Regions from separate parts of the Homo sapiens genome. Here regions 1, 3 and 4 are each linked to region 2. The links are chromatin loops, found by intact Hi-C in ENCODE. Cell type or tissue: ovary. All regions are shown on one strand. Region 1 has its middle 53 kb from the start of WDR75. Region 2 holds the start of SLC40A1 (solute carrier family 40 member 1). Region 3 has its middle 64 kb from the start of WDR75. Region 4 overlaps WDR75 (WD repeat domain 75).

Region 1 (8,000 bases), 87 kb after region 2:
TTTTAGGGAAATGAATAACACCACACCCCTCCTCTACTCCACTTATCTAACATTCCTTGACAGTTTTAATTTTTAAAAACTGCCTTTCAGATACTTTATCCCTACTAAGAAAAGAGATTTATGGCAAAATACCCTGGTATACATGGCAGAATCATGAGTATATTATGATCATATGTTTTAAAAAGTATATGCATCTAATATTGAATAGAACCACATTATATTTTCTTAAACTGTGTTTGATCTGTAAAATGGCTTTTCTGCATGGTTCACCCTAATAACTAAAAGGATAAATGAGAAACTAGGGAGAGGTGAACTGGGGAACTAGAAGACATATGACAGGCAGACAATTACTTCCACATATTCTTCAAAATCCAAGAACATTTTAACCATATGCATCTATTACCTATTCAAAAGTTAATATAAAACATTTTAAGAGGAGATAAAATAAAAATATATGGTCATAAATTTTACTAGATTGACTTTCTCCTCTTTCCACATTTTTCTCCATTCTTTTCTTCACTTTTCAGCGGAGTTATTCAGTAAACATACTGATAATCTATTATTTCCAACCTTCTGGTAAATGGTTTTTAGAAATGTAACCCAAAGAAACATATCATCCAAGTACAGAAATCTCTGTAAGAGTTTTTATTGTACCATTATTTTAGAGTAGTGAAGAATTTAAAACATAGATGGGAGATAGTATAAATAAAATATAATGCATTAGTTTATTAGAATACTATGTAGGCATTAAAATTATGATGTAATCGATTTTATTGGCATGGAAATATGTTTATAATCTCTTATATATCTAATTTTTTTTTTTTTGAGATGGAGTTTTGTTCTTGCTGCCCAGGCTGGAGTGCAATGGTGCAATCTCAGCTCACTGCAACCTCTGCCTTTTGGGTTCAAGTGATCCTCCTGCCTCAGCCTCCCAAGTAGCTGGGATTACAGGTGCCTGCCACACACCTGGCTAATTTTTGTATTTTGGTAGAGATGGGGTTTCACCATGTTGGTCAGGCTGGTCTCAAATTCCTAACCTCAGGTGATCCACCCACCTCAGCCTCCCAAAGTGCTGGGATTACAGGCGTGAGCCACCATGGCTGGCTGATATATCCAATTTTTATAATATATTAAATACTATTTTATAAATATACTTAAAAATAAATTCTCAGCTTACTTTGATTTTTTACTTTTGCTTTGAAAATTTTTTTCTTTTTTCAATGGAAGGACTCCTTTGGAGGAAGAGAGATCTCTGCAAGTGATTTGAGTTGAGTTTTTAATGAGACACTGAGGTTCTTGCTAATGAACATTAAAGGATATTACAAGAGAAACTGGAGAAGTGTATAGGGCAAAAAAGAGCAGACAAAGGAAGCCAGGGGCTAGGAAAGGAAGGCAAAATTTGCAGCCTGGACACCAGGAGTTTCCATATAGAAAATGTCACCCAGAAGAGGGCCCCTCTCCAGAAGGTGGAAGGCCAGTAGGTCTAAGAAAGGACTGCTGTGAGTACTCAGAGCCACATTGGACCAGAGACCTTGCCAGTCAGGCAACTATCCACACTTCCTAAGACAGAGTATTTCACATGGCTCACCTCCAGGGACTGTGCCTTCAATCTGCTCTCTAGAGGAACTGTCTTCTATCTGAACCACAGACTTGCCAGCTGATCATCCATCATGACAATGCCCAGCCCAATGCCACAAGCATTTTCTTTCTGCCACCACAGGGTTTCTCACCTTAGACATCTTCTTACGATGTCCTTAGAACATCTATTAGCCTTAAGGAACCTATTGGTGTGGCAGTGGCAAGAAAGAGATGGGACTGACAAACTACAAATGCTTGGGAATCCTAAACTGAAGAAATGGGGACCGGACTCCACTGTTCTGTCTGAAAACATAGGAAAAGGTCTGGGAAGAAATGCATCACATTAGTATAGGATATTTTGGCCTTTCTGTGGGACAATTTTTTCACAATATTTTTGTACAAGATTGTTTTGATTTTGTTTCTAAATATCGGCACTTTCATGTTTGTTTATAGCTTTGATGGATATTTGCAGTTAAAATATTACTTTCCATTTTTGTTTTTATTTTACTGAAAATATTTTCTCTGAGAGACAGCTTTTCTGTGTAAATTTTACAATTAAGATTTTTGTTGATGATGGCACCTCATATTTGACCTTTATTTGGGTGCATTATGTTAGTTCATTCTCACATTGCTATAAAGAACTGCTTGAGATTGGGTAATTTATAAAGGAAGGTGTTTTAATCAACTCACAGTTCCTCAGGGCTGCAGAGGCCTTAGAAAACTTACAACCATGGTGGAAGGGGAAGGAAAGGAAAAGTGCAGAGTGAAGCGGGGAAAAGCCCCTTATAAAACCATCAGATCTCTTGAGAACTCACTATCATAAGAACAGCATAGATGGACCACCCCCATAATCTAGTCACCTCCCATGGGGTCCCTCCTCCAACCTGTGGGCATTACAATTCGAATTATAATTAATGATGAGATTTGGGTGGGGACACAGAGCAAGACCCTATCATTCTGCCCTTGGCCCCTCTCAAATCTTATCTTGCTCGTATTTCAAAACACAATTATGCCTTCCCAACAGTTCCCCAAAGTCTTATTTCAGCATTAAACCAAAAGTCCAAGTCCAGTTCCCAACAAGTTTCCCATCTCCATCTGAGACCACCTCAGCCTGGACTTTGTTGTCCATATCACTATCAGCATTTTGGTCAAAGCCATTCAACAAATCTCTCGAAGTTTCATACTTTCCCACATCTTTCTGTCTTCTTCTGAGCCCTCCAAACCCTTCCAACCTCTGCCTGTTACTCAAGTCCAAAGTCGCTTACACATTTCCAGGTATCTTTATAGCAGTGTCCCACTCCCAGTACCAATTTACTGTATTAGTTTGTTCTCATGCTGCTATAAAGAACTGCCTGAGACTGGGTAATTTATAAAGGAAAGAGGTTTAACTGATTCACAATTCCACAGGGCTGAGGGGGCCTCAGGAAACTTACAATTATGGTGGAAAGGAAAGCAAATATGTCCTTCTTCACATGGCAGCAGGAAGGAGAAGTGCAGAGCGAAGCAGGGAAAAACCCCTTATAAAACCATCAGACAGCATGAGAACTCACTCACTCTCATGAGAACAGCATGGGGGCACCAACCCTATGATCTAGTCACCTCCCATGACTTCCCTCCCCCAACACATGGAGATTACAATTCGAATTACAATTAAAGATAAGATTTGGGTGGGGTCACAGAGCCAGACCATATAATGTTATTACTACCAAATTTAATTTTCTTATGTCAAATTTTGCAAATCTAATCTTTTCAAGGAGATTGAATTCATTCATTAATTTTATTCAAATTTTTATTGTATATGGGCTTAGTGATTTTCAGTTTTATTTTGTGTTTATTATTTCTTCTAAGCCTAACTTGTTCTGAGTTAATGTGTGCAGTTATCCTTCAGCCAGTTTCCTGTTATAAAGAAGTGGAGTCTGGAGCACTTGGAGAGACAAGAAAAAAGGCAGATACAGAAAGCAGGTGGATTTGGTGGGGGGACGATGAGACAATGTTTAATAGCTTCTATTTTCTCTGTGATGTATGAGACATAGTGAACAACTAAAAGTGAAGGAGGAGAAGGACATGAATAAGTTTTCAGAGACAGGAGAAACCATCGTAAGGAAATATGGTAGGATTGTTGGTTGGTGTTAAATGCCCATTTGAGATATGTGGTCACAGATTTTAAGTGAGATCAGCTGTGTATTTTTCTTCCTCTGTGTTCAGCCTAGCTGAGTTCAGGAGAGTGGCAGACAGTTGAGTTTCACCTGAGTTGGAAATTGGCAAGGTGTTTATGGCTGAAGGAGAAGGAGTGCTCCCAAAATTATCTCTCGTCTCTCCAGCACCATTTAACTTTTACTTACTGATTATTTCCTTTGGTATCAAATATGCTGCAGTATCTGTCATTCTTAAATAACAACAACAAATACAAACACAATCTTTCTTTTATCCCATTCCTTTTAAGAGTCAAGCTACCAACCCATTTACTGTTCTTCTTTAGGGTTTCACTTCAGTGAATTTTCTGTCATCTCAGCTCCATTTTCTCACTTTATATTTCTTTCAACCCATTCCTATTAGGCTTCTGTCTCATCACTCCACTGAGTTTATGCTTATCATAGAACCAGTGACCACCATAGTACAGAAGCAATAGGAATTATCAGTCCTCATCTTATTTGACGTCTGAGCATGTGGGCACTTGGTGTACTTTCTTCTCTCGGCTATCTTGAGACCACACATCCCTCTTTCCCAGCCCTGCCCATATTTCACTGGCTGCTCCTTTGAGGTCTCCTCTGCAAGATGTTTAAGTAAAGAGAAAACTAGAAAAATCACTTTAAGTTTTCTAGACTAGAAAACTAGAAAAATCACTTTTTGTAGTCTATTTTTTATTTCCTTGGGAATCTCTTTTATTACCAAGAATTTTAAGATTACTTATATGCCCAAGACCTCCATAAACAGGCAATGCTGGAAAATCCTTGAATTCCTAGATCCACAAATAATATAGTGCTATTTTTGTACATTAAATGAGTGCAAATTACTAATGGTTTATTTAGGAGTTTTGCATCTGTATTTATCAATGATATTACCTATGATTTTCTTTTCTTATACAATCCTTGTCCAGGTTTTGGTGTCAAAATTATCTCAGCTTTGTGAAATAAGTCAAGTCGCTTTGTATATGCTCATATTTGCTCTTCTTTTAAAAACTGTGTTTTAGGATAGGGGTTAACTTTTTTTGTAAGTCTGATAAAGCATGGTTATAAAACTGTCAACATATTAGCAACTTTTGAGGAAGAATTTGGATTATTTTGGCTTCTTTAATAGTTATGATTTATTCCAATTTTATACTTCTTCCTGAGCCAATTTTGGTAATAAGTGTCTTGGTTTTAAATTTTATCTTTTTTAAATCTAAGATTTTCAAAATGTTTGAAAAAATTAGCTCACAATAGCCCACTATAGTAGATATAGTGAAGCATCACTCAATATCCATTTAATTTCCTTCCACTGCGCATTTCCATAGAACACAGCCTGGAAAGCTAAAGCTTGTACCTCCAAGGCTTTCTTGCAGTTACTGATTTAGATGCAAATTAGGTTTTGCCAAATAGTTGTGTAAGATGTGAGATTTGGAAGAGAAAGTGAGGCCTAGGTCACAATCTTTTGCTTCAACTGTTGCTGCGTGCCAGTGTGGTCATTGACTAGGTATTGGCTTTTTATTACATGAGCCCTTCAGTGTTCAGACACTAGTTTTATGAATGTTGGGCAGCAGATTTGACAGTGGTAGTTTCCTTATCTGTGAGTGCCAAGTAAGTCTTTGTGTTCTTGAGTTAACATTTCCAATGGGGTCTTGGTGATTGCATATTTTTGTGATGGTATTAGTTGTCTATTGCTGTGTAATAAATTATGCCAACTGCTTAGCAGCTTCAAACAAACATATCTTAGGCATTTTCTGTGAGTCAGGAATCCAGAGTTGCTTAGTCTGGTGGTTTTCTCTTAGGGTTTCTCACAGAGTTGCCGGCAAGCTATCGACTAAGTCTGTAGTCATCTGAAGGCTTGACTGAGCTGGAGGATATGCTTCCAAGATGCCTTATCAGGTGGCCATTAGTGAGAGGACTCAATTCCTCACCATGTTGGACCTTCCACAGACCTGCCTACAACATGGCAATGGGTTTCCCTCAAAGCGAGTCATCTGAGAGAGAAATCGAGGGGAGAGAGTAAGAGAGTGCTCAAGACAGAAGCAGCAGTGCCTTTTATAACCTAATCTCAGAGGTGACCTACTGTTGTTTCTGCTGTATACTACTGTTCACGCAGACCAAGTCTGGCACAATGTGGAAGGAGACTATGCAAGGATCTGAATACTAGGAAGAGAGGATCATTGGGGACCATGTTGGAGGCTGGCTCCCACTATAACCAGCGCTGCTTCAGCACATTTAAAATATCTGCAAACTCTGGAAACTCTGGAGGGATTTGCATTTTTAACTTTTGATTTCTTTGTTTCTCTCTTAGGTGGATAAACTCCAAGGGTGCTGACTCAAAACAAATTACTTTTTTTTTTTTTTTTTTTTGAGACAGAGTCTCACTGTGTCACCCAGGTTGGAGTGCATTGGGGCCAGTGTCAGCTCACTGCAACCTCTACCTCCCAGGTTCAGGCAATTCTCCTGCCTCAGCCTCCCAAGTAGCTGGGATTACAGGCACACGCCACAACACCCAGCTAGTTTTTATAATTTTAGTAGAGAAGGGGTTTCACCATGTTGGCCAGCCTGGTCTAGAACTCTTGGCCTCAAGCCATCCACCCACCTCGACCTCCCAAATTGCTAGGATTACAGGCATAAGCAGCTGCACCCAACCAAATTACTTGAAAAAAAAAAGTGAGATGGGAGAATTAGAAAGTATGTGAAAGCCTGACTTTAAAAAAATCGTATGGCTGGGCGCGGTGGCTTACGCCTGTAATCCCAGCACTTTGGGAGGCCGAGGCAGGTGGATCACCAGGTCAAGAGATCAAGACCATCCTGGCTAACACGGTGAAACCTCGTCTCTACTAAAAATACAAAAAAAAAAAAAAAAAATCGTAGGAAATGTTATGTTTGAGGCTCATGTTCTTCATGCTCAAAAAATACTTTTAATTCAACATGAAGAGCATGCAGTTGAAGGTAGAAGGCTCTCAGAACTCACTCTCTGGGGTAGATGCACCCAGCTCTGCACTCCTGAAGTCAGCATTAATGTTATAGCTGAAAACCTCTGCCCGGGAAAGCAATTTGTCACTCAACCATTTCCTTACTTTCTCCTTTTTCTCCTGCCAATTAAGTTCGTAAGGGCTTTTACAACTACTCTAATGTGAAGATACAATTGCATGGCTAGCCAATAATCATTCCTTTCTTGCTTGCTGTCAGGGTACCAGTTTTGTTTGGAATGAGGTGATAGATTAGATCTGTGTTCCCAATCCATTCCCATTCTACAATTGAATTATGCATATACACCTCTTGACATGCGACTTTGTAGCACTTTCCAATGGAGTGTACAGAGTATGTCTCCTCACCCCATTTATGTTGGACTTAGCCAGGTGATTTGTCTGGCAAATGGAATGTTACTGGATATCACACGAACAGAGATTGTAAATGTATTTGTGTGCTTTTATCTGATTTCTTGCACTTCTCTCATTTTCCATGAGAAGAACATACTATGGGTGGCCAGTAGTGCCATAATGAACATATATGTGGAGTTGGCTGGGCATGGTGGCTCATGCCTGTAATCCCAGCACTTTGAGAAGCCAAGATGGGAGGATTTCTTGAGCCCAGGAGTTTGAGACCAGCCTGGGGAATGGAGTGAAACCCTGTCTTTACAAAAAGTACAAAAATTAGCCAGATATGATGGCTTGCACCTAAAGTCAAGTCCTAGCTACTTTGGAGGCTGAGATGAGAGGATTGCTTGAGCACAGGAGGTTGGGGCTGCAGTGAGCTGTGATCATGCCACTGCTCTCCAGCCTGGATGACAGAGCAAGACCATGTCTCAAAAAAGAAAAAGTTATATGCAGGGAAGACATAAAAACATACACGTACCATACATGTCCTGGATCCAAGCCCAGTCAGTCCTGACCAAAACTAGCAGAGTCATTAATGACCTACATGTCCATAAGCGGGGAACAAATGCTTGTTCTTATAAACCACAAAGGTTTGGGGAATTGCTTGTTATGAAGCACAGTATTACAGGCAGCAATCTGCCCAGCTCCAGAGGATGCACTATAACCAGTCTATAATCCTGTTGTTCTTTTTCTTTTCCAGACACTTGATTTCTAGATTATCTTGGCCAAATGACTCAATCTTAGCCAATGAATATATAAAGATTCTGCTGTGGAAGTGCTTTTGCTTCCCTGATAAAAATCTATCAGCACTATTTTCCAACAGAATGTGGCCACTGCATGTCTCTATGTCACATTTTGGTAATTCCCATAATAT
Region 2 (8,000 bases):
GTCTCAGTTCCTTATATGTACACTGGGGATAATATCAGTATTATTTCATAGGGCCGTTGTGAAAATAAAATAATATCTGATAAGCACCTTGTGTCATATCTTCCACTTGTATAGTGCTCCAAATATATGGTGTCTATTGTTATATATGTTGATTCAGTGTAGATAACACTGCAATGAAATATTTCTGACAGACATCCTTGGGAGGGGCCTTCATACTGTATTTTTAACTTTTCTTAAATGCTGATATAATTACTGTAGCCAGTATTTCCTAATTGCATCAGAGAAGAGGGCTTTGTCCAGGTCACATGATAAAAGTCTTTATAGTTCTAGGATTTTCCTTATTACACTATTGTGTGAGCACAAATTAAGGACCCAAGACTAAGGATATTGTCTAGGGATTTTATGACTGAGAGACATCATTATCTTTTACTATGTTGCACTCATAATTGACATGCTGTAATAATTGGGTATTTTGTGAGACTTGATAAGGGAAAAATCAGCAGTATGGAAGTAGTATTTACTGGAAAAAAAAAACAAAACAGAAGAACAAACACAAAGATCATACCACTAAGAGGTTGGGGTGGGGAGGGAGCTGGAAACAGGGACTCTTGCACTGGAAACATGAACTATGTCCTAAACAAAACATTAAGGAACTCTGAACTTTTTGACAGCAGTGCAAAATGCAATCTTCATGAATATGTTTATGGCCAGCTTAGTAGGGATCAGCTTCAAGGTGCTGCTTAGAAACAGTGTAGAGTGTCTGAAAAGGAAGATTGAAGATATGAGAATGTGTTAACAGGAACTCTGCTTAGATGGATGAGGTGTTCTGTGCTGTCTTCTGTGAGGGGCTTGCAATCAAATTGCTGTTGAAAAGGGCATCGAGAATACCAGCTAAAATAACTGAACACTTGGGAAATCCATCCCTGTTTATACAACCTGAGGAAGGCAAGGCTGAGCAGCATCTGGAGAACGTGAAGGGGATACTGTTGTGGTGATACCAAGCATTTGTTTTGCGCTTTAATGAATTCAGACAGAATACAGGAGAACAGACTTGACATTGTAACATGAGAGAGTTAGATTAGACAGCAAAAGTGACGATCCACGGCAAAAGTTAAGAGACTGAAATATTTATTAAATAGAATTTTATGTATTTTCTGGCTGTATATGGAGAAAACTAAACAGTTAACTTAGTTCCATGTTTTAGTTTCCAGTCAGCGTAATGGACAAGACTTCTCTTTTTTTCTTTCTACAGTCTCTTTCTATTTGATTAAGATCTCCTGAGACTACATTTGGCCTACATTTATCTCAATCAATACCATTATTGAAAAATGGCAAACTTTCCTTTTAAGAATATATATATATTTAATCAAGCTAAAATTTGCATAACATAAAATTCACCACTTGAGCCATTTTGGTGACTTTTATTATTTCACATTGTGGCAAAACCATTGCCACTATCTAGATTCAGACCATTTTCATCACCCCAAAGGGAAACTACACACCCATAAAGCAGTCACTACCTATTCTTCCCTCCTCCCAGGCTCTGAAAACAACCAATATGCTCTCTGTCTCTATGGATTTGCCTTAGGAGTATATTTCTTTTGGAATCTTCTGAATTCTGTATTTAATTTTTCCAACTAGAAACTGTAGACTACTGTGTATATGTGTGTGTGTGTGTGTGTGTGTGTGTGTGTGTGTATGAGAGAGAGGAAGCAAGAGAGCACCCCCAATGAGAGCCAGCATTCATAAGAAACTTCGCAAGGTCAAATCTATTTGAAATGTTCAAACAAAATGAAGACCTGGGAGGATATTTATCTTTCAATAGGATGTCTGTAATTTAAAGTAGATGTTGAACTTAAACTTCTCAAGAGCCATTCATTCATATTATAGAAATATAAAACCGTTCTTGAAATTTGCCTGTAACACTGAGAAAGATTTTTGAATGGAAACGTGGCTTTATAGCTCCTAAGTTAATGTAAAAAGGTTCACATCCAACAGAAGCACAGTCCTGGATTGGAGCCCTTCCTGTAATAGTTGGTGATAACCCTATTACTTTTTTTCTTCAGAGCAGTGGAATAGTGACCATTCTTTATTCTGCCTTTGTCCTGGTGAGCACATCTGATATGGCAGAGGAAACTGAGGATGCCTGGCCGGTAAGTGAAAAGACAACTTAAAAATGAAATGATAAAACCGTTTTTATTTCCCAACTATAAACACTTTAAATGAATTTTAAATAGCCATATACATTTTATTCTGGCTGGGATTTTTAAAAAGGTGGTTAACCTAGTTACAAACTTTAAAACATGTTGAAAATGAATTGGCACATGGTCTTTAGGGTATCTACTATTTTTTGTAAACTGACTTAAAACTTGCATGACTTTCTTAGTTAGATTAAATTGATGGGAATGTTGTATGTTCTGTGTTCTCAAAAACATATATATGACTTTTGGAAGAAATCTTAATTTTCAACTGGTCAAATGTTTTCTCAGAAGGAGGAAGAGCCCGAAGGGTCTTGTGATTAAAGCGGTGCTTTGTAACCTAGCATGTCAAAGCCAAAAGAATTCTGTCATTTTGCACTTTCTGAATAGTTTGAGGATTTTTATTCTATTTTCATTTTCAATTTCTTTCCATTTCATAAGCCCCAACTAACATATCTCAACTATTCTCATTAATTAGGATTTAAGATTCCCCTTCCACAGCTCACTCACTGGTTTTAATGTCATGAACCTTGCTTGTTTTCTTTCCAAAGTATCTTTCCTACTTGCTTCACTGCAGTATCCCATTTGTTCTTTATAACATTCTCTCGGTTTTGGCTTCTGGGGACTCCTTGGTGACAATGGAGAACAGAGACTCCATATCACATTTTGAGGTATATGCTGACTTAGCCACTCTTTCCACAAATACTTCTTAAACAGTGTCTACGGGAAGTAATTTTTTTTTTAACCAACCGAACTTTTAAAAAGCCACCTGGAAGTTGGGGACAGCATGACACCCCTTCTTATAATATGTAATAATTAATGTAAAGCACTTGGAGGTCCTTGTTGCTGAGACACACTCTGACAAATGTGCAAACTATCACTATCCTTTGTGCCTTGTTGAGGACCTGTCAAAAAATTCATCTCTAATAAGGGATCGCCATAAAGTGGAGGGGTTTATTTACCAGTTCACTCCTTCACTTTAGTTCACTCATCTGAGTATACTTTGGTTTATTCTCAAGGATGCATGTATAAATGACCCTATTCTCCACGGTTAGCAAACCAAAACCTCTCTAAATTGGGAGAAAGAACTTGAATGTCGTGTGAAAGAAAGGAAAAAAGAGGGCTTGAAAAGGCAAAAAGCAGTGAAAAGCAGTAGTTAAACTGTAACCCCTATCTCTACTCACCAGACCACATCCCAACCGAATCCAGCTGCACCCACCCCGTAGACCTTTGGGGCTCCTGATTGAGAGTGCAGATACAGGGCACATACTCATGCGTGGCTCCCTTCACTACTGGGTGTCAGTCTGGCCTGTGCTCAAGGTGTGGCATCTGGTTGGAGTTTCAATATGTAGGATCCACTACCAGGGTTTTCGTGAGATTAAGAAGGGTAAGGTAACCTACTGGCAAAAGGGGCTGGTATGCCCCAGGGGTTGGTTTGGCACAGCAGGATTAAAACGAAGTCAACCAAGGCTAGAGTCTGGTGTTCTTTAGTCATTCACCTCACCCTCCAGGAGGCCACCGAATGGCTTTATCTGGACAGGGACAGATCCAGGGACACAACTGGGATAACCGGTATTCCTGGTAAGCCTGTCACTGGGGCATTTGGAGGTTAGGTGGGGAAGGGACGCGCGCGTGGGGGCGGGGTGAGAGGGTACAGAGGGAGAAGGAATGATGGTGAAGGGTTTGCTGGGGCTGCAGCATCCTCATTCTGTCTCCAGGACGGATTTGGAGGCCCCAGTTTGGGGATACGGGTAGGTCTGTAACTCGCTGCGGGACTTCACCTTTGCAAGCCTCCGTTTGCTCCTCTCAAGAGGGATGGACTCTGATCTTTGCGCCCCCTTCCTGCCCTTTGATTCTGGTTCTTTGAGGGAAGCCCTGCTATGCAGTCCGGGGAAGGAAAGGCATTCTCTGCTGCAGGCGGGCCGGAATGGGACGGCCAGGAAAGCGGCCTCTGTGGCATGAATTATATTTATTTAGATACCTGTATTAAAAATTATTTTCGTTAAAAAAGGAATCCCCACCCACCAAGCTCGCGCTGGAGCTTTGCACTGCGACCGTCCGGCGGCCGCCCTTTCCCTGAACTGCGGGGTAGCCGGTGCGCAGCGCTTTCTTCCAGCACCTGACGCTTAGTTTCGCGCAGAATCTCCCTACGCCGCCCCGCCGGCTCCACGCGCCTTCCTCCTTTTCCCAGCCCCACGGCCGCCCCCCGAGGTTGCCCTCGCGGCTTCCCGGAGAGCAGGAAAACCCGGGGAGTGGAACGCGTCGAGGCGAAGGTCCCCGCAAGCCGCGCAGGGTGTCTGCGGCCGGTTGGACGCTTGCGCCCGGGGTGGGCGACTCCTCCGGGCAAGGGCGCGGGGACGGCCCGGCGCGCAAGGTTGACGGGAGCTCGTCTCGCGCCGCGGGGACGCCCGGGCGGCCCTGAAGGGGACGGGGCGGCCCCAGTCGGAGGTCGCAGGGAGCTCCGCCCCCGACTCGGTATAAGAGCTGGGCCCGGCCCACGGCGGCGGCGGCGGCGGCGGAGAGAGCTGGCTCAGGGCGTCCGCTAGGCTCGGACGACCTGCTGAGCCTCCCAAACCGCTTCCATAAGGCTTTGCCTTTCCAACTTCAGCTACAGTGTTAGCTAAGTTTGGAAAGAAGGAAAAAAGAAAATCCCTGGGCCCCTTTTCTTTTGTTCTTTGCCAAAGTCGTCGTTGTAGTCTTTTTGCCCAAGGCTGTTGTGTTTTTAGAGGTGCTATCTCCAGTTCCTTGCACTCCTGTTAACAAGCACCTCAGCGAGAGCAGCAGCAGCGATAGCAGCCGCAGAAGAGCCAGCGGGGTCGCCTAGTGTCATGACCAGGGCGGGAGATCACAACCGCCAGAGAGGATGCTGTGGTGAGTGTCGTTGACCGAAAGCATATGGTGGAAACCCAGGTGGGGCTTTGGAGACAAGCAACTCTACACGAGTTCTGGAGGAATGTGGCTCTGCTGTGAACCATAGCTTTGTAAAAAGATCCTTTGACTCATATTTGGTGGACGTTAAGGAAGAAAGGAAATTCAGGGTGTGGGAAAAGGGGTTTGCACACAGGCACGGATGGAGTAGATTGGGCAGTTTGGATTGCCTTGTGTAAAAAAGAAACAAAACAAACAAACCAACCAACCCAAAAAAGAATGCTGAAACAAGAGTTTCTTCACTGTATGTGAAATGTGAAGTTGGGCAGTTATTGACTAGGTCAATAACTGAATTTAGTGAATGGTATTAAGTGAACGAAATACATCGGTTCATAGGTAACTTGATAAAATGTACGTGGTTTGTCCTGCAAAGTAGTTTTTAATAATCATGTTCTAATGAGATCAAATGGATAAGCATTCTGCCCTCAGCTCATTAAGTGACTACCATCGCTTTTTGTCACCCCGCCTGTGTCTTTGCAGGATCCTTGGCCGACTACCTGACCTCTGCAAAATTCCTTCTCTACCTTGGTCATTCTCTCTCTACTTGGGTAAGTGAGAATGCATAGTCTTACAACACAGTTGCGCAATTTTTTATTTCCTTTCGTTCTAGCCAGTTGTATTAAGCCAACTTCCAGTTTTGTCAAGCAGTTAAAGAAATAAATCATCCAAGTACACATGCTTTAATGAAAACGTTATTTACATCGAAGATCTTTCCCCATGAGTGTTAGTTAATGCAACTTAATTATCAGATCATCGTAGTTTATGTAGATAGACAACTATCCAGACAAGATTATCAAGGAAAGGAATATTTGCCTTGTTTTTAAATTTTATGTTGCATTAGTAGCTTTGGTAAATAGACATATCTGCTACAAAAGATGGATGGATGTCTCATATACCTTCTCTTCTTCACATTTTAAAATATTTTGTTTTCTTTTTTTGTTAAAATTTAGTTCCAGCGTGCAGCACCATGAGAATACAATAGAATGGTAGAGTGACTGACTTAAGCTAATAATAACATTCTAAGATTAATTGAAACATAAATGACCCCCAGAACAAATATCTGAGTGACAAAAATTCTGGTCTTTAAAAATGTTATCTATAGTTAGATAAAGTTTGGGGCAGTGGAGGCTATCTTAAAATTAATCATCCAATGAATATCAGCAATGGATTTACAGTTTTCCCTCTGACTTTCTAGGTTGTCCTGGAAAAGACCTAGTGTTTCTGTAGATCTGGGCTCCTAAAACTCTCTCCGAAAAATAATAAACTAGAAGGGTGCTAGATATATGTTCAGTGATGATTAGAATCTTTAACATTAAACAATTATTGTTTAAAAGCAATAAATCTGGCTATATTCTGTCCATGGCTCATATGTATTTAAAAAGAATGGAAAGAATTTTGAGAGTAAATTTTTTGAATGTTATTTTCCTTTTAAATTGGAAACTTATATTGGATCATCCTTAAGACATGGATGGAAACCACTGGAAGAGGAAATCTATACCCAATACCTTTGAGAAATTGTTAAGCTACATTATTGGTTCTCTAAGAAATAGCAGTTTATAGATGACATTTTAGAAAAGCAAGCTCCTATCTTACCAGAGGCTTACACAGGGGTGACTCTGCAAATACATGTAAACAAAGTGGAATTGGTGTGAGTTTGTTTTAATTCCAACAGCTGATGATGCTAAGTAGAAACCTAGTGAAACAACCCTTAATAAATAAAAAGCAATAGTTTGTTCCCCCAGTTTAATTCAGTAAATATTAAGTATTAATAACATGTGATGGGAATAGTATCTGAAATTCTCAGCCTGTGGTCTGGCCTTGCTCTTAGAGGAAGAAGATGCCTCTCTTCCAAGTTCTGATTATGGTTTATGTGACCTTTGGTTAATAGGTTAGGAGGTCAGATTTGCCAGAAAACCAGTGGCACCGTGGTTGTTCCAGGAGGATATTTTGTCATGTTCATTAAAAGTCCCACAAGAAAGGTGACACATGCTTATCCCAACTTTACAGTAAGTCAAGCAAAGGAAGTTCTCATGAGAAAGTTGGATTAAACAAACAGCAGCAACTACAATCATATAAGGTTTAGTGGATTTTTACTCCTTTCCGCTGCAAAGGAGTGCAAAAGAGGAATGTCTCTAACACTAGGTAATTATGCTTTTTATGTTTTTTCTCTTGTGTGGCACTCTGCCTGATTTTGTTACAACAAAACATTTATGTTTCTGTATTATGTGTGTGTGTATATGTATTATATATATATGCATTTTCCGTCCCACCCTGCCAAGTCATGATTTCTTATGCACTGAACGTAGGGGCATTAGAGTAGAAGGTTGCCTCAGGTTAGTTTTGTGTGGGGTTGAATGCCTTTTATTTCTGACTTCATTTCTATCTGCCAATGGATCAATGCATTTTACTCTATATTATCAAAATACAATATAGTGTAAGAAGTGGATCCTGGCTAGGTGCAGTGGCTCATGCCTGTAATCCTAGCACTTTGGGAGGCAGGAGGATTCCTTGAGCCCAGGAGTCTGAGACCAGCCTGGGCAACATAGGGAGACTCTGTCTCTGCAAAAAAAAATTTAAAAATTAGCCAGGTGTCATGAGACACACCTGTAGTCCCAGCTACTGAGAGGCTGAGGTGGAAGAATTGCTTGAACCCAGGAGTTTGAAGCTGCAGTGAGCTGTGATCACACCACTACACTCCAGCCTGGACAACAGAATAAGACCCTGTCTCAAAAAAAAAAAAAAAAAGTGGATACTATTGTCAAGGAGCTTATAATACAATTTAGTATGGGCTTTAAAAAAGATATCTAATAACAAAAAGATGACAGTGTAAGACAGTGAAAAAGAGGGGCCAGTTGCTTATATCTGATAACATGA
Region 3 (8,000 bases), 76 kb after region 2:
TGCTCTGCTTCCCTTATAAAACTGAATGCCTTTAACAGCACCCCACTCACCTCTTGAATGCTTTGCTGCTTAGAAATTTCTTCTGCCAGATACCCTAAATCATCTCTCTCAAGTTCAAAGTTCTACACATCTCTAAGGCAGGAGCAAAACGCTGCCAGTCTCCTTGCTAAAACATAACAAGAGTCACCTTTGCTCCAGTTCCCAACAAGTTCCTCATCTCCATCTGAGGCCACCTCAGCCTGGACCTTATCACTTATCAGCTTGATTGTCCATATCACTATCAGGCTTTTGGTCAAAGCCATTCAACAAGTCTCTTGGAAATTCCAAACTTTCCCACATTTTCCTATCTTCTTCCAAGCCCTCCAAACTGTTCCAACCTCTCCCTGTTACCCAGTTACAAAGTTGCTTCCACATTTTCAGGTATCTTTTCAGTAACATCCCCCATCTGGTACCGATCTACTGTATTAGTCCGTTTTCATGCTGCTGATAAAGACATACTCAAGACTGTGCAATTTACAAAAGAAAGAGGTTTAATTGGACTCACAGTTCCATGTGGCTGAGGAGGCCTCACAATCATGGTAGAAGGCAAAGAGGAGCAAGTCATGTCTTATGTGGTTGGTGGCAAGCAAAGGGAGAGCTTGTGTAGGCAAAGTCCCATTTTTTTAAAGCCATCAGATGTCATGAGACTTATTCACTATCATGAGAACAGCACAGGAAAGACCAACCCCATGATTCAATTATCTCCCACTGGATCCCTCCCCATAACATGTGGGAATTATGGAAGCTACAAGATGAGATTTGGGTGGGGACTCAGAGCCAAACCATATCAACTACTGTCAAGATACTGAACAATTCTGTCATCACAAGGATCCCCCTTGTTGCCTTTTTGTAACCACACTCACTTCGCTCTATATATAGACCTTTCATCTGTCCATTTATAAAATCGTCATTTCAAAAAATCACAGTAATTGAATCATATAGTATATAATCTTTCAGATTGGCTTTTTTCATTCAGCACAATTATCTGAATATCCAAGTTGTATCAATAGTTTGTTTCTTTTTATTGCTGGGTAGTATTCCATGGTATGGATGTACCACCATTTGTTTAATCAGTCATCCGTTGAAAGACATCTGGTCTGTTTCAGGTTTTTGGCTATTACAAATAAGGATTGCTATGAACATTCATGTACAGGTTTTGGTATGAACATATGTTTTAATTTCTCTAGGATAAATGCCCAAGAGTGCAATTGCAGGGTTGAATATTAATTGCACGTTAAAATGTATAAGAAACTGCCAAGCTGTTTTCTAGTAAAGTGACCTTCCCACCAGCAAAGTATATGTGATCTAGTTTTTGAACATCCTCATTAACACTTGGTGTTGTCATTATTTTAATTTTAGCCATTCTGTTAGGTATGTAGTGTTATTTCATTTTTAAAAATTTTTTTTGGAGACAGGGGTCTCACTGTCACTTAGGCTGGAATGCAGTGTCACAATCTCAGCTCACTGAAACCTCCGCCTCCAAGGCTCAAGCGATCCTCCTGCTTCAGCCTCCTAAGTAGCTGGATGACAGGCGTGCACTACCACACCTGGCTAATTTTTGTATTTTTTGTAGAGACAGAGTTTTGCCATGTTGCCCAGACTGGTCTCACATGCCTGGACTCAAGTGATCTGCCTGCCTCAGCCTCCCAAAGTTGGGATTACGGGCATGAGCCACTGCATATGATCTCCATTGTGGTTTTAATTTGCATTTCTCTAATGGTTGATGATGTTCAGTATCTTTTCTTCTGCTTACTTGCCATCCATTTATCCTCTTCAGAAAAATATCTGTTCACGTCTTTTGTCCTGGTTTGTATTGTATTTTATTGATTTATTTATACTAGACAGGGGTCTCACTCTGTTCCCAGGCTGGAGTGCAATGGTGCAATCATAGCTCACTGCAGCCTCGACCTCCTGGGCTCAAAGGATCCTCCTTCAGCCTCCCAAGTAGCTGGAATTACAGGGGCTGGATTATAGGCACACATTACCATGCCTGTTTTTGTTGTTGTTGTTGTTTGTTTTTTGTTTTTTGTTTTTTTTTTGGTAGAGACAGGGTTTTGCCATGTTGCCCAGGCTGGTCTCCAACTCCTGTGCTCAAGTGATCCTCCCACCTTGGCCTCCTAGAATGCTGGTATTATAGGCATGAGCCACCGTGCCCAGCCTTTATTTTACAATGTACAATTTTCTGACTTAAGTTATGGATTTTTTCCAAATTGGAAAATATATTAATACCATGTACAAGTTATTTGTCTTGTTTCCTTTCAAAGACAGAAGCCAACACATTCCCCACAGATATAGCCTTCATGTTTGTACTCTAGATTCACTTGAGAGCTCAGCAGCCCAGGAGTAGGGAAATGGCTTCCAGAATACTCTTTAATTTTTTTTTAATTTCATAAAGTATTTGGGATCCTTAGGGATTCTCATTATTTTCATTAACTAGCTAATAAATTAGGTCAGTAATGGAAAATAAATTTACGTTTAGAAAATACATCAGAGTTGCAGAATATACTATACTCCCTACAACAGGTCTGTTCAGCTAGAAGAAACCTCGCAGAAAAGGCCGCAGAGTCTAAGAAGGTGTTGAACCTATGTTTGTAAGCTGGGATCAGCAGGACCTGCAAGACAAGCTCCAATTGTTAACTTCTGACATGCGATTTCTTATCAGTGAGTCATAGTGGAAAGCTGTCAGAGTGACAAGAAGGTCTGCAATCTCATTTTGGTTAACACAGCACAGACTAGCATAACACCAAGGGCTAGAGGCTTGAGGAAGTCTCCCCTCAGTAAGAGAAAGACTGAATCATGGTGACTGAGACAGAGCAAGTAGTGGGGCCCCAAGGGCCCTTACCTGACTAGGTAAGGGGAAAGTTTCCAAGTCATTGAAGACAGAGATGGGTGAGATGGACCCACAAGAGGTGTTAGGAAGCAACAGGACATGGCTGTGCATAGTTGTGAGGAAAGAAGTCTTTGAATGAGAGGGAAGCTCCAGACTTATGTGAAGAAATGTTGCGTCTTTTTTTGTTCTTCCACAACCATACCATTGAAAGCAGCTTTTAGAAACCATAAGCCCTGGTGTGGGGCTTGTTGGTAGTGAGTGAATGAATAACTCACTCATCTTTTAAATTTAATAGTCTATATATATATTCATCTAATCTCCATCCTCCTCCTCAAATACTCTCTAAGGCTATAGTCTAAATAGGACCAACTTTACCCCAAGTAGAAGGGAGAAAGACATTCTAGACCAATAAACTAAGTGACCTGGCTCTTATAATTTGAGGGGTGAATAAAATGTCCCAAATAGTTCCCCACTAGTTTTCTTCTCAGCTGTTATGATCTTTTACTTCTAATTTTCACAACCAATTTTTAAAAACAAGTTGATCCCATTTCCTTAATCCCTGTCAGTCTTTATCTGGCTCTTGTCCCCATCTGTCCCCTGACATAGTTCTTGCTAATGACCTCCACTCACTAAATGCAATGAGCATTTTTCTTCAGTCATGGTCTTATTTGACCACTCAGTAGCATTTTTTTTTCCTGACTCCAAACAAACCCTCTAAAGGTCCCTCTTGCTTTCTTACCACTTCCTTTCAGTCTTATCTTTCTCTACTGAGACCTTAAATTTGAAGGCCCTGAAGACTTATCCCTAAACTCTTGTAATCTATGTCCATAGATACGGGATATCACTCCTACTTCTTTTGACACTATCACATTCTTCATCAAATTAAACTTATCATACTAATCAAACTTCCTGTTATTCACTCCTGCTCCCCATCCCCCAATCCATTGTCCACAGTGTTACTTAAATCAAGTAATCTTATCTTTTTTCTCCCTTAAATCCTATAATGAAGACCCATTTCTCTTAGATAAAGACGGCCCCTGCTGGCCTCTGCTGCAGCCACCAGGCTTGGGCTCCAACAACACATTCACCTTCCAGGTCCTTTTGTCTCAAGGCCTTTTAGAAGGCATTTCCCCCTGCCTGGAATATTTCTGCTCCTCTCCCCAAATCTAGTTGTTGTCTAATCATTCTTTATATTTTAGTTCAAATGTGACTTCCTCTGGAAACCACAGTGACAACATCAAAAAATAGATTAAGTCCAACTCTCACACTATTCAGAACTTCTGAACTCTGTCTTTAAAGGCTTTTTCCTGTTTTTAGGTATCTGAGTGGTTATTTGATAAATGTGTGTCTCCTGTACTAGACGCTAAGCTCCAGAAGGGCAGGTGCCTTGGCTTTTTGTGCTCACTATATCTCCAGAACCCAGCACAGAGAGTGAGTGAGGAAGCCAACTAATAACAAGAAGCCTGAACTTTGTCTCCTCAGCCTGCAGGTGTCCATGGAGTGCGTCTTCCACAGCCAGAGGGCACGGGGTCCTGGAGTGGGTCCACCAGCCTTGGGAGCAAGCATGGCTTGTGAGGGCTTCATACTTAATTGTGCCAAGTTCAGTTTCTGGTGCTCTTCTTTTCTGATTATTATTATTATTATATTATTATTTTTTGACACCAAGTCTCACTCTGTTGCTCAGGCTGGAGTGCAGTGGCACGATCTCGGCTCGCTTCAACGTCTGCCCCCCGGGTTCAAGAGATTCTCGTGCCTCAACCTCCCGATTAGCTGGGACTACAGGCGTCAGCCACCACGCCCAGCTAATTTTTGTATTTTTAGTAGAGACGGGGTCTTGCCATGTTGGCCAGGCTGGTCTTGAACTCCTGACCTGAGGCAATCCAACTGCCTCGGCCTCCCAAAGTGCTGGGATTACAGGCGTGAGCCAACACGCCCAGCCTTCTTTTCCGATTATTTAAATAATCCCTAAAACCTGTACAGCCAGATTTTAGTATTAAAATGTCGTTAAGTAACATTCATAGATAATTTTATAATTTACAAAGCATATACATTTCCATTATGTAATTTGAATCCCCAAACACTCTCTGAAGTAATCTATTTTTCTTTAATTGACAGCTGTGGAAAATGAGGCTTAGAAGGATTAAGTGACTAACCCGACGTCTCCTAGCTAATAAGGGACTGAGCAGGGCCTTCATCCCAGGTGTTGCAACACCAAGTTTTGTCTTTCCACGGCCAATAATTGCTCTTCACTTGGTTAAAAATACCCCTAGAAAAATACAGCTTCTCATCAAAGCTACTTATGCAGCGTGTGTCATGGCATTATATATAGGTCTTCTAATTTTAGGGGTGCCTCCATCTGCATTAGCTTTTTTTTTATATATATAATGGAGGTGAGATGGTTGATTTATACAGTTATCTTTGTGAAATGACCATATATCTTTTTTGTTTTAATTAAAGTTCAGGGGAATTGTTAACCAGGTTTAAAAAACAATAGGGAAATCCTCAAATTGATGGAAAGATGGCTAATACCTATTATTTCAATCATTACTTTTTAAGTATACCAAGTCATATATTATTTCAGGTAATAATCCAAAATATAAACCAATTATTTAGTTGAGAAGTCTTTATAACAGCTGATTAGGCATTCTGAACTGGGTAAAACTTTGTTTTCCAGTATAAAGAAAAGAAGAACATATGTCAATCATTCAGGTTTACAGTTGCAGCTTGGTCTTTTATGGCTGGTCATTTAGTTGCACAAAAACCATCTTGTTTGGTTGTCTATTTCAGAATTCAAGGTTTGAATTCAACTAATCTGAATAGCAGATTAGTTGCCTCAGAGGAACTAAGAAAAATAATTGCAGCACAGAAAATGAGTCTCTTTGATTTGTGCCTACTTTGATTTTTTTCAAGAATGTCTTCTCCTTAAGGCAAGCTTTATGGTGGCAGTAAAAGTCTAGTTCTAGGCTACAGAAATATTTATTTGAAGGTCACCTGTAAACTTAAGTCATGGTTTAGTGCCAATAATGTTAATGTAATTAACACATTCTCTGCAAGGTCTCAAGAAAGCAAGAGGTTAAAAGGAGTTTGTTTAATATACTTGGTAAGCGCAGCCAATTAGGCAAACATCATTGATTGTAAGATTTACCTCTAATATGAAAACAGTTTCTTTACTTTTTTTGGGCCATGGCACATTTAGAAAGCAGTAAGCAGGACCGGCGTGGTGGCTCACGCCTGTAATCCCGGCGCTTTGGGAGGCAGAGGCGGGCGGATTACGAGGTCAGGAGATGGAGACCATCCTGGCTAACACCGTGAAACCCCGTCTCTACTAAAAATACAAAAAAATTAGCCGAGTGTAGTGGCGCGTGCCTGCAATCCCAACTACTCGGGAGGCTGAGGCAGAATCTCTTGCACCCGGGAGGCGGAGGTTGCAGTGAGCCGAGACCACTGCACTCCAGCCTGGAAGACAGAGCGAGACTCCGTCTCAAAAAAAGAAAGCCGTAAGCAGATGATGGGCCTGAGGAGTCTGGTAGTGCCAGGCCCCACCAGGTCTCCCTGAAGGAAGAGGGAATTAATAAAAACAAATGAACAGACAAACAAAAACATGCCCCCGCCACCCCCTGCCAGCTTAAGGGGAAAGTGCATTTTAGGATAGAGGAAGTCTGGTAGCTAATTCTGTGTTACCAATTATTTTCTTGTTTACATTATTCAGACTGAATCACTGGAGGAAGGCACTTCAAAGAGACTTTGTTTACCAAATATGTCAATTCAGAGAGTTTCAGGCCTCTGAGCTTCAAAACTGCTTGCCAAACACCTCATGACAGTGCGCAGCTAAACATTTTAAAATGTAAAGTTTTAGATAATGGGTAATTACTAGCAACTAGACATTTTCTTTTAAAAAGTTTCCCAAACATTTTAGATTCTTTCTTAAATATGAATAGAGGAAGAATTAAGCAAAAACTTTTGTATCTGGCATATTTTTTAAAACAATAATATACTTCTTAAATATTCCTATTAAATACTGTAATTTCAGATGGTTGGCTTGAAAATAGACTCATAAAATGGAAAATATAAGTTAATTCATTTGTGCTATAATGGGATCATGAAATCTATAACATTTATAATCAGACTAAAATTTACTGTTAACAAATTATATGGGTTTAATTTGCTATGCTGAAAAAAAATTCATCTCGTGTTTTGTCACCTGACCAAATTGGAGTGCGTTATTAAAAAGCTAACCTGTTAAACTCATGCTGAAGGACTGACTCTCCCAGATGTTGGTGGAGAATAATGAAGACTGTATGACTGGCATTGGCTCATTCAAAAGTTTAAATGTTTTGAAACTGTTATGATGAAAGTTTTTTTCTAGTCTCAATGTGGGATAAAATGTTGTATTACTAAAAGTCAATTAGCTAAAACTTAGAAAGTTTTTGTGAATAGCTACAGTTGGGAAAATCATAAGAAAATAAATGTGATTTTAATTCATGTTTATCCTAGAAAAATCATTAGTCTGTTTTCTGTAAATTCCTTCTAAATTATCTCTTGCCTAAAATCATCTTATACTATAGCCAGTGGTTGAGAGAAATCATGCCCTTGAATGAAATTTCTAAACTATCTTTCATTGTTTGGATGGAAGAAAGTGTTAATAGAATTTATATTAAAACGAGTCACTATTTTAAAAAACCACAATGCACTTGGTGTATACCAACTGGTCAAAACATCAAGTTAGATCTCTTTTGATTATTGTTGAATTACTATAAAGTCAAACTTTTTCAAACAAATATTATTTTTGTCATTTTCCTCCTAATTGAAAAATGATCAAACATTAGACAAATATATATTAAAGTGAGTTAAGCAGAGCTGAACGAGGTTTTTTTCTTACTCTATAATTGATACAGCTTGTCATTGTTAGATCCATTTTTAGATCCCTAGAAATAGATTCTTACTATGATGGAAATCACATGGTTGGGGTGCAAGTTTCCTGTTACATCTTCAAGGATATGAAGATAGTGTGTGGTTTTACATAGGATACAAGGTAGGAAGAATACGACTGATTCTGTTTGATGGTAATACAAGGTCTTCCCTGGCAGAAAGATATACTGAAGTGTGCAGTAATTTTAAGAAGTGTATAGTA
Region 4 (8,000 bases), 110 kb after region 2:
TACAGACCGGGTGGTTTATAAACAGAAACTTATGTCTCAGTTCCAGAAGTCGGAAAGTCTAACAAAAAGGCACCAGATTTGCTGTTTGGTGAGGCCCCACTTCATAGTTCACAGATGGTTTTCTTCTTGCTGTATCCCCACGTGTTAGAAGGGGCAAAGAAGCTCTCCAGTGTCTCTTTTGTAACAGCATTTATCCTATTCACAAAGGCTCCAGTCTCATGACCTAATCATCTCCCAAAGGCCCCATCTCCAAATACCACATTGAGGATTAGATTCCAACATTTGAATTTTAGGGGGGCACAACAAACATTTGGTCTACAGCACAAACTAAAAAGCCATTTGCAGCAATTTTTGTGAACATTCATTGAGATGTGCTCTTACAAACGCTTTGTTTTTGTGCTAACTTCTAAATATAAATTTTACAAAAGTGCATTAGGGAAGTGGAAAACTCAAAATGCTAGGTGGTTAAGATGTAGCAGCTTCACTGCTTTAACTAAAACAGGGGATCTGGATCGTTTTCTACTAGCAACTGGACTTTGGGTCAGATCATCTGAATTCAGAATTTTAGGCAGCCCATATTATTATATAATATCCTCAGTGAGGTTTGTGGAACACCACATAATCAACTCGTCTCTAAATTTCTCTGAGAGAAATAAATACACTAAGAGGAATAAATCAGGACTAAAGAAACCTCACTCCAGCTCAGGTCACATTTGGCCACCAAATGAATTTGTGTTAAAACAATTATGTCAACAAAGCCTTTTAACTTTCAAATCTTTTCGTATCTCCAAACTGCAGCTTAGGGGACATATGCTGTACAGTTCAAGTCTCAGTTCTGCTGTATCACCTGTGAAGAAAATACCTACTTGTTTTATAAGGCTGATGTGTGACTCAAAATAAAAAAATGAGATGATGTGGTATATCAATGATCCAGTAACTGTAAAGCATGATGCAAATACATGTTCATATTATCAGTTTTTTAAAAAAGCAAAGTTTGTTAATATTTATTATCTTATTTTTAGAACAGAAATAACATTAAAATAGATGTTTTTAGAATATCAACATACAATCAAAAACACAAAGTCCAAGGATCCTCCCCATCTCCAAGGCTTAAAGGGCAGCTATCCAGCTGTAGTCTATTTTCCTAAATTTTCTCAGTTCTTTTTCTTCAGATTTTGACAACTGATGTATAATGTCTTCTCCTAAACCTGTGTTACTTGTATCCTGGACTTTTTCGGTAAAATCATTTTCTTCATCTGAATCTTCACTTTCTTTTTCTTCTTCCATATCTACATCTTCAGGAATTTCCTTAGCACTTTAACAATAACAGAATAAAATATAAACACTATTAAATGTTTCTAAACAGTAACTTTCTAATTTGACACCTATGTAGAAATATAATCACACAAAGTAAATGAAGAATTTTGTTACTAAGTACACTTTAAAAATTATGGGTTATTTATAAAAGAGCAGGTGAATTTACAAACATGTAATTTTAAATTATGTACCAAGCCCTTAAAACACACACATACAAGATCTTTTTTGAAACTTATTTTCAATGTATGTTACTTGACTTAATAATCCTATAGCCTTTAAATCTATTTTAAAACTTATGAAATAAAAAGAAATACAGTGGAAGAATACTCTAAAAAAGGATAAACACAAACGATCCTGTTTCCCAAAAGAGAGTGTCCAAACCTGTCTTAAGAACTGCTTTACCTCTTAGTCTCTTTAGACAGCAGCAATGAATTTACAAACATGGAGCACAGGAAAGCAGCAGATGGCAGGACATGGGCTGGAGTGTGAAGAAGCTGGAGTCAAACAGAAAACACGGTTGCAATTAAAAAGCTTATCCTCCACCGCAGTCTGTTCCTACAGTGTCCTCACGGAGTCCCTTTTATTGTAAATGCCAAGAGTGAAACATGAAAAGGCTTTCCCTATACAAAAGCCAAACCAAAGAAAAATACATTTCTACCTTCCTACATTTATGCCAACAACCACCCCTATCCCTACACCAGGTCCAGGACAAAACAATCCCAGATCACAAGGTTAAGTTACTCGGTTTGTTGTTAGTTATTTAGTTTGGGTATTAAAGTTGTACAGCATACAAATTACAGATTGACTGTGTCAAAACTCCAACTTCAGGTGCTTTAAGTGCATTTAATCTGTTTCACATGGTTTTCATAATTACTTACCTCACTAATTGCGGGTATGTTTTCTGTTAAGGGTAGTTGTACCAGCTCATTCTCTAAAGTTTCGTTTAGTTTTTCATCCTGCTGTTGCCTGTGTTTTCCCAATATGAAATAAAATGGGGTTGTGGGAAGACTTTCTTCTGCTAGCAGCTTTAAGGATTTAAGACAAAGAGAAATTATTTCAGAAAAAAGGAAGAACTGTGTTTGACTTAACAGTAAGTACTACAGAATCATAAAAAGTCTGGGATGAAAGGAATTTTACAAATTATCCAGTTAGTATGATCCTCTCATTTCACAGAGAAAGCAACTGAGGCCTAGCATCCCACTTATGAGAAGAGCTAACAGTGAACACTTAGATGACAGAATAATACATGCATTTACCACTGCTTCTTCACCAAATCCCACAAAAATGACAGCAAAAGGGTTTTCAAAGGGCACATACTCACAATGATAGAAAATGAGGGAAAAGGCCTTAACAGTAACATGTTGGAAACTGGAGAGCAGGCTGAAGGATGGTATTGAACTTAGTAGACCTGAGAAAGCACAATTCTAAGCTGGCTGTAGGGAAAGCCAAGAAGCATCCCAATTCATACTACAGAATCCTGCAAATGCTCAGGAGTTGGTAATAATAGTAACTCTGGATGTGGGGTGAAAATGGGACTAGACAAACCAGACGGGCTGGTGGAAAGTCTACTTAGAAAGCACCCCACAGCTCCTCCTCAGCCCCAGCAGAGGGCTCTACATCTTTAGGCTAGGTATGGATAGCGGTGGTGGTGGTGGTGGTATCTTCATATCTAGGCAGTTGTACTTCATGTAGGGGGTTCTCAGAACACTGACAGGTAGGTCTAAATCCTTTAGGCAGGAACGCATAGAATTTTTTATGGTTAATTTGACCAGCCTAAGTAAGACCTAAAGATACAGCTAACCTTGGAATAACAAGGGTTCGAATAACACGTCTATGTGGAGTTTCTTCTATTTCTGCCAGACCTGAGATGGCAAGATCAACTCCTTCTCTTCCTTAGCCTACTCTATGTGAAGATGAGGATGAAGACCTTTGTGATGATCTATTTCCACTTAATGAATAAATATATTTTTCTCTTTCTTATAATTTTTTTTTTTGAGATGGAGTCTTGTTCTGTCACCCAGGCTGGAGTGCAGTGGTGTGACCTAGGCTCACTGCAACCGCCATCTCCCAGGTTCCAGTGATTCTCCTGCCTCAGCCCCCGAGTAGGTGGGATTACAGGCATGCACCACCATGCTTGGCTAATTTTTGTATTTTTAGTAGAGATGGGGTTTTGCCATGTTGGCCAGGCTGGTCTCGAACTCCTGACCTCAAGTGATCTACCTGCCTTGGCCTTCCAAAATGTGGGATTACAGGCAAGAACCACCGTGCCCGGCCTCCTTATGATATTTCTTAACTTTTTTTTTTCCTCTAGCATACTTTATTGTAAGAATACAGTATATAATACATATAATACAAATAACTGTTATCAGTAAGGCTTCAGGTTAAGTTTTGGGAAGTCAAAAGTTATACATAGGTTTTCAATCTCTACATTGTTCAAGGGTCAATTGTAATGACATTTGAGACTGTCTCAATAAATTAGCTCAGATAGTGGAAGCCAAGGGATAAGTTCTGCACAGGCAGAGAACTTCCAAGTGGCTTTTTAACCCACTTTTAAATCCAAAGACAGCCAAGAATCATCAGACTCTGATGAAAACCTCTAGATGAAAGGCAGCAACCAAGACAAACCAAAAACAAAAAAAAATGTAATGGAAACAGACCATGAAAAAGAAAAAAAGATTTGATGATAAAGATGAGGAAATCTTCCAGAAAACAAACAAAAAATAGGCAAAACAATAAGAATAATAGAGAACCATTCTAGAAAGTCCAGCACTAAATAATAGGAGTTCTAGAAAAAGAATAGAGAAAGAAGTAATTAGCTCCTCCTTAGTTCTCTACTCAAAACTCTCCAAGGGGCCCTATATGTAACTCAGAGAAAAAGTCAGAATCTTTTCAATAAGGCCTACGTAGACTTCCCTGTTTAAAATTACAAGCTGCATCCCATGCATGCCATCTTTTCGTCTATTCTCTACCCCACCACAATTCTTACCACCTTCTCTACTCCATATTTTACTTAATGCATGTTGTTTACTGTCTCTATCTTCTGGTGGACTGTGAATACCGCAAGTTTAGAGACTTGACTACTTTTCTCACTACTGTATCCCAACTGTCTACAATGGTCCCTGGCGTACAGTAAATAATTAACAAAAAATTATTGAATTAATCCAATGAGTTTTAAAGGAAAATAAACAAGCCAAGTTACAGACAAAGGAACAAGAACAAGAATGGTATTGGTCTTCTAGTAATAATGGAAATTATAAAATAATAGGACAATAATGTCAAAGTTCTGCGAGAATGATTTTCAACCTACAACTCTATAATAATCAAGTGAAAGAGAATAAAAACATTTCCAAACATGCAAGGTCTTAAATTGACCTCCAATGCACTAAAAGAATGCTTCACCAAAACAGGGGAGTGACCAAAGAAAGAGAAAAACCACACCACTAATAGAGTAGAGGTCAAACAAATCCCCAGAATGATGGTGAATATAGATCCTAGGATGACTACTGTGTAGCAGGTTTCCAGAGCAATCAGTCCAGACTGAAGACAGTCAGAAGGCTCTTGGAAATAATCCTTTATGACTTGAAAGAATACCTAATGTATCTGAAAACACTGAGAGAATACTTACACAACTTGAGCAGAATTTGGGGTTGAATTACATGAGAATAGAAAACTAAGCAAATGAAAAAACAAGGCAATCATTAACTCCACAGAAAATAAAAACTTGGTCACAAAAGGAAAAACAATCTGCCTATTACTACATGGCTTGGCTATGAATTGTGTTAACACAGCTATGACAATGACTACTGAACTAACCAATTTAACATTTACCCATATGGGGAAAATTGGGGGACAAGTAGGGAAAGTGTGTGTTGTGTATATGCAGGGAGTGCTGATGTGAAAAACAGCTAAAAATTCAGCGTCAATAGATCAGAGTTAACAGATAATACCTAAATCTGAAAAACCTATAATTAGAAATATAAACATTTCTTAGAGATTTCTTAGAGATTCAGAGTTAAATAAAAACTTCAGCTAAAAGATTTGAGAGTGATTGTCTTTGTGGGTAATGGTAGTGGTGTTGGAGAAGTTTTTTCTGAAGAGCCTTGTAAAAATATTTGACTCTTTAAATCAGAATTATATATTACTGATATTATAAATTAAAATAATTTTAAAAGAGCACTAAAACTTTCAAGAGACACATATCAGTTTATAAGTATATGGCTTTTAATTCTATTTTAGGGCCAAGTGAAATATTTTTTTCATAGTTGACTTCTAAAAGGTAATTGTATCCTTTTAGGGAGGCAATACATCCTGCTATGAATGGCTAAAACATACCTGTTTGCTTGTTGGTGTGAGTTTTTCTTCTGGAGACTTTGTACTGAATGTCAATAAACTCTGAAAAGAGAGAATTAATGATGCAAAAGACAAACTGTAGAGTGCAAATCTAAACAAGGTGTTACAGGGTGTTAAAAAATGAGAAGGTCAAATTTTTCACTTTGATATATATATTTGACAACAGAAAAGGAATAAAAGATTTAAACCTATTTAATAACCACGATGAGAGTTACAAGATTATGTCTGAGAGATACTTAAGAAATGGTAATGAATAAAAAATATAACTGACAGACAAAACTCAAGCCACCATTTTAAAAATTGCAAATCAAACACTGAAAAAAAAAAGAAAAAGAAAAAAGAATCATGCAATTTAAAGTATTTTAGTTGTCTTCTGCTTTTTTGCTGTCACAGAGTTAATACAAGCAATACCTAAGGAACCTCAAAAGTGTGGGGTAAAACGGTAATACATTTACATTAATAATGCTGCTGTACTGAGCATATTAGACAATTTTTTGGGAAATAATCCTTTAATGAAGCTGTTTCACCTAGAAACAAACTCACACCAATAGTCATGGGCTATTAGTCTAAAATTCCATGTACAAAGTGATCGCCTTTTTTGAGGGAGGCAGTTACCTGTGATTTTGTTAGGAAGTAAAACTGGGATCTATTTAGCCACTGGTAAGCTTCTGAGGTGAAGGATTCAGGGACATCTCGTGGAACAAACACTCCCCACTGGACTTTCTCTCTGGAGATACCCTTTTGAATATACAATGGCCTTGGCTCACTAGGTTTAAATACAAACACTAGAGGGAAAAAACAAAGAAACAATAACATTTTGCCTGAAAAGGTTAGTTCTAGCCTCAGACTGGCAGATCACACTAATCCTGGGACTCACCCCATTGAGTAACTGGCCCAAGTCATGACTGTTTTAGGCTTTGATTCAAGAGGTATCTACTGTGTTCCTACTATGGGCCAGGCAGGTTAGGAATGAGGGCTATGAGGATGAAAAACAGAAAGAAGAATTCGTGCTCCAGAGGCCAGGGCCCACTGCAGAAGACAGAAACCAAAATATTATTACAGTAGTATTTTGTCTGTAAGTACTAGAAATGAGATATGTAGAAACTGCTTCAAGAACATAGAGGATGACCAATTAAAGCTTCTCAGGGGCAGTTGGAAATATGTCAAACTGGTGAAATCTCTTGAATTTTAAAGATTGAGTACGAATTGGCTTGTGGAAAAATAAGAAACATATTGGAGCTCTCCTAGAACTAAGTATGGACGCACACAATGACAAAGTGTTGGGGCAAAGAAGGGCCGTGCCTCAAGCAAAATGGCTTCCAATTAACATCTGATGTGAAGGCAAGTTTGGCTCAAATTATATTAAGAAGAAAACTTAGGTCATAGATGTTCTCTTACTACAAAGTGTGGTTTGTACTTACAGTCTGAACCCACTGAAGACTGAGAGATTGCAGCAATATTCTCTGAATTAGGATCGGGTTCCATAACTCTAACATTTAATTTTGCATTCCACTCCACTGAGGGGAAAAACAAAGGTGATTCACTTCTAAGGAAAGATTTACCAAAAGCTTTAAAAAACTTCTCTTATTCTTAGGAAGAGGAATCTTATGCTTCCAACTAACACACATGGAGACACACTGAAATGATTTGTAGAATGCTGCACTAAAGTGAGAGGCCGAAAGAAAAACATACTGGAACTGTAGTGCTCCTTGTACAAACTATGAAAAGATTATTATTTCATTGAAATTTATGTCTAGTGCTTTTCTGATGCTGCTAAATGTGTACAGTATGTTAACCAGAGTTAACTGTAAAGAATACTGAAAAAAGTTACCATACACATTCATTTATAAGCAGCTACTATGCCTTCCAAACATACACTCAAATGGGTAAAATGCCACTAAGTTCACATTTGTTAGGACTGTGATAGACTACATTTGAATTTAAGCTGTCAGGGATAATGTAGATTAGTAAGTATTAAAAATGAGCAGAAAACATTATTCAAATTGTTACGAGGATGGGGAATATGGAGGGCATCAGAAAGTCACACACACTGAAAACAGTAGAAAAAGGTAAGGATAATGGAAGCTGACGTACCAACAATTAAGCAGTTAATAAATAATGTCTATTACAGGCCCAGTATTCCAAATTTTGGTGGCATCATATGTCACGTAAAAAACTGACTATTCCAAGTACAGACCTGATGATATGATCCCTAAGTCCTAAAATGCCAAAGTTTAATGTCAACTCCTTATGCGCTTTGCCAGATCACTTTAGAGTAAAAAATATCTTACATGCACAGCTCAGCAGATTCCAACAGCAAAGAATGCCATTTT

What was found. Hi-C counts contacts between places; a loop is a spot of excess contacts. Peaks named below come from ENCODE experiments on the same cell type or tissue, not always from the same donor. Only the 100,000 strongest peaks of a DNase experiment are listed, where the experiment ranks them.
Region 1: it touches region 2 in a loop (2.3-fold over the local background); 7 of 110 quality-filtered maps call a loop at or near these places.
Region 3: it touches region 2 in a loop (2.0-fold over the local background); 8 of 110 quality-filtered maps call a loop at or near these places.
Region 4: it touches region 2 in a loop (4-fold over the local background); 49 of 110 quality-filtered maps call a loop at or near these places.

What each region holds. Positions count from the first base shown.
Region 1 is chr2:189,490,243-189,498,242 of GRCh38, reverse strand. No RefSeq gene overlaps it. Among named protein-coding and RNA genes, the nearest start is that of WDR75, 53 kb to the right of the region's middle. In ovary, no CTCF peak of the experiment used is centred here; no DNase peak of the experiment used is centred here.
Region 2 is chr2:189,577,487-189,585,486 of GRCh38, reverse strand. It overlaps SLC40A1 (solute carrier family 40 member 1), which reads left to right and starts at 4,701. Exons shown (of 8, transcript NM_014585.6): 1 at 4,701-5,069; 2 at 5,607-5,674. The coding sequence starts at 5,027. RefSeq lists silencers at 4,448-4,617, 4,688-4,747. In ovary, a CTCF peak has its summit at 4,595; DNase peaks (open chromatin) are centred at 3,497, 3,868, 4,616 and 5,039; H3K4me3 peaks cover 4,452 bases; H3K27ac peaks cover 6,669 bases.
Region 3 is chr2:189,501,509-189,509,508 of GRCh38, reverse strand. No RefSeq gene overlaps it. Among named protein-coding and RNA genes, the nearest start is that of WDR75, 64 kb to the right of the region's middle. In ovary, no CTCF peak of the experiment used is centred here; no DNase peak of the experiment used is centred here.
Region 4 is chr2:189,468,528-189,476,527 of GRCh38, reverse strand. WDR75 (WD repeat domain 75) reads right to left here. Exons shown (of 21, transcript NM_032168.3): 15 at 7,959-8,000; 16 at 7,089-7,184; 17 at 6,283-6,452; 18 at 5,650-5,709; 19 at 2,196-2,342; 20 at 1,720-1,811; 21 at 976-1,315. The coding sequence ends at 1,111. Among named protein-coding and RNA genes, the nearest start is that of WDR75, 31 kb to the right of the region's middle. In ovary, no CTCF peak of the experiment used is centred here; no DNase peak of the experiment used is centred here.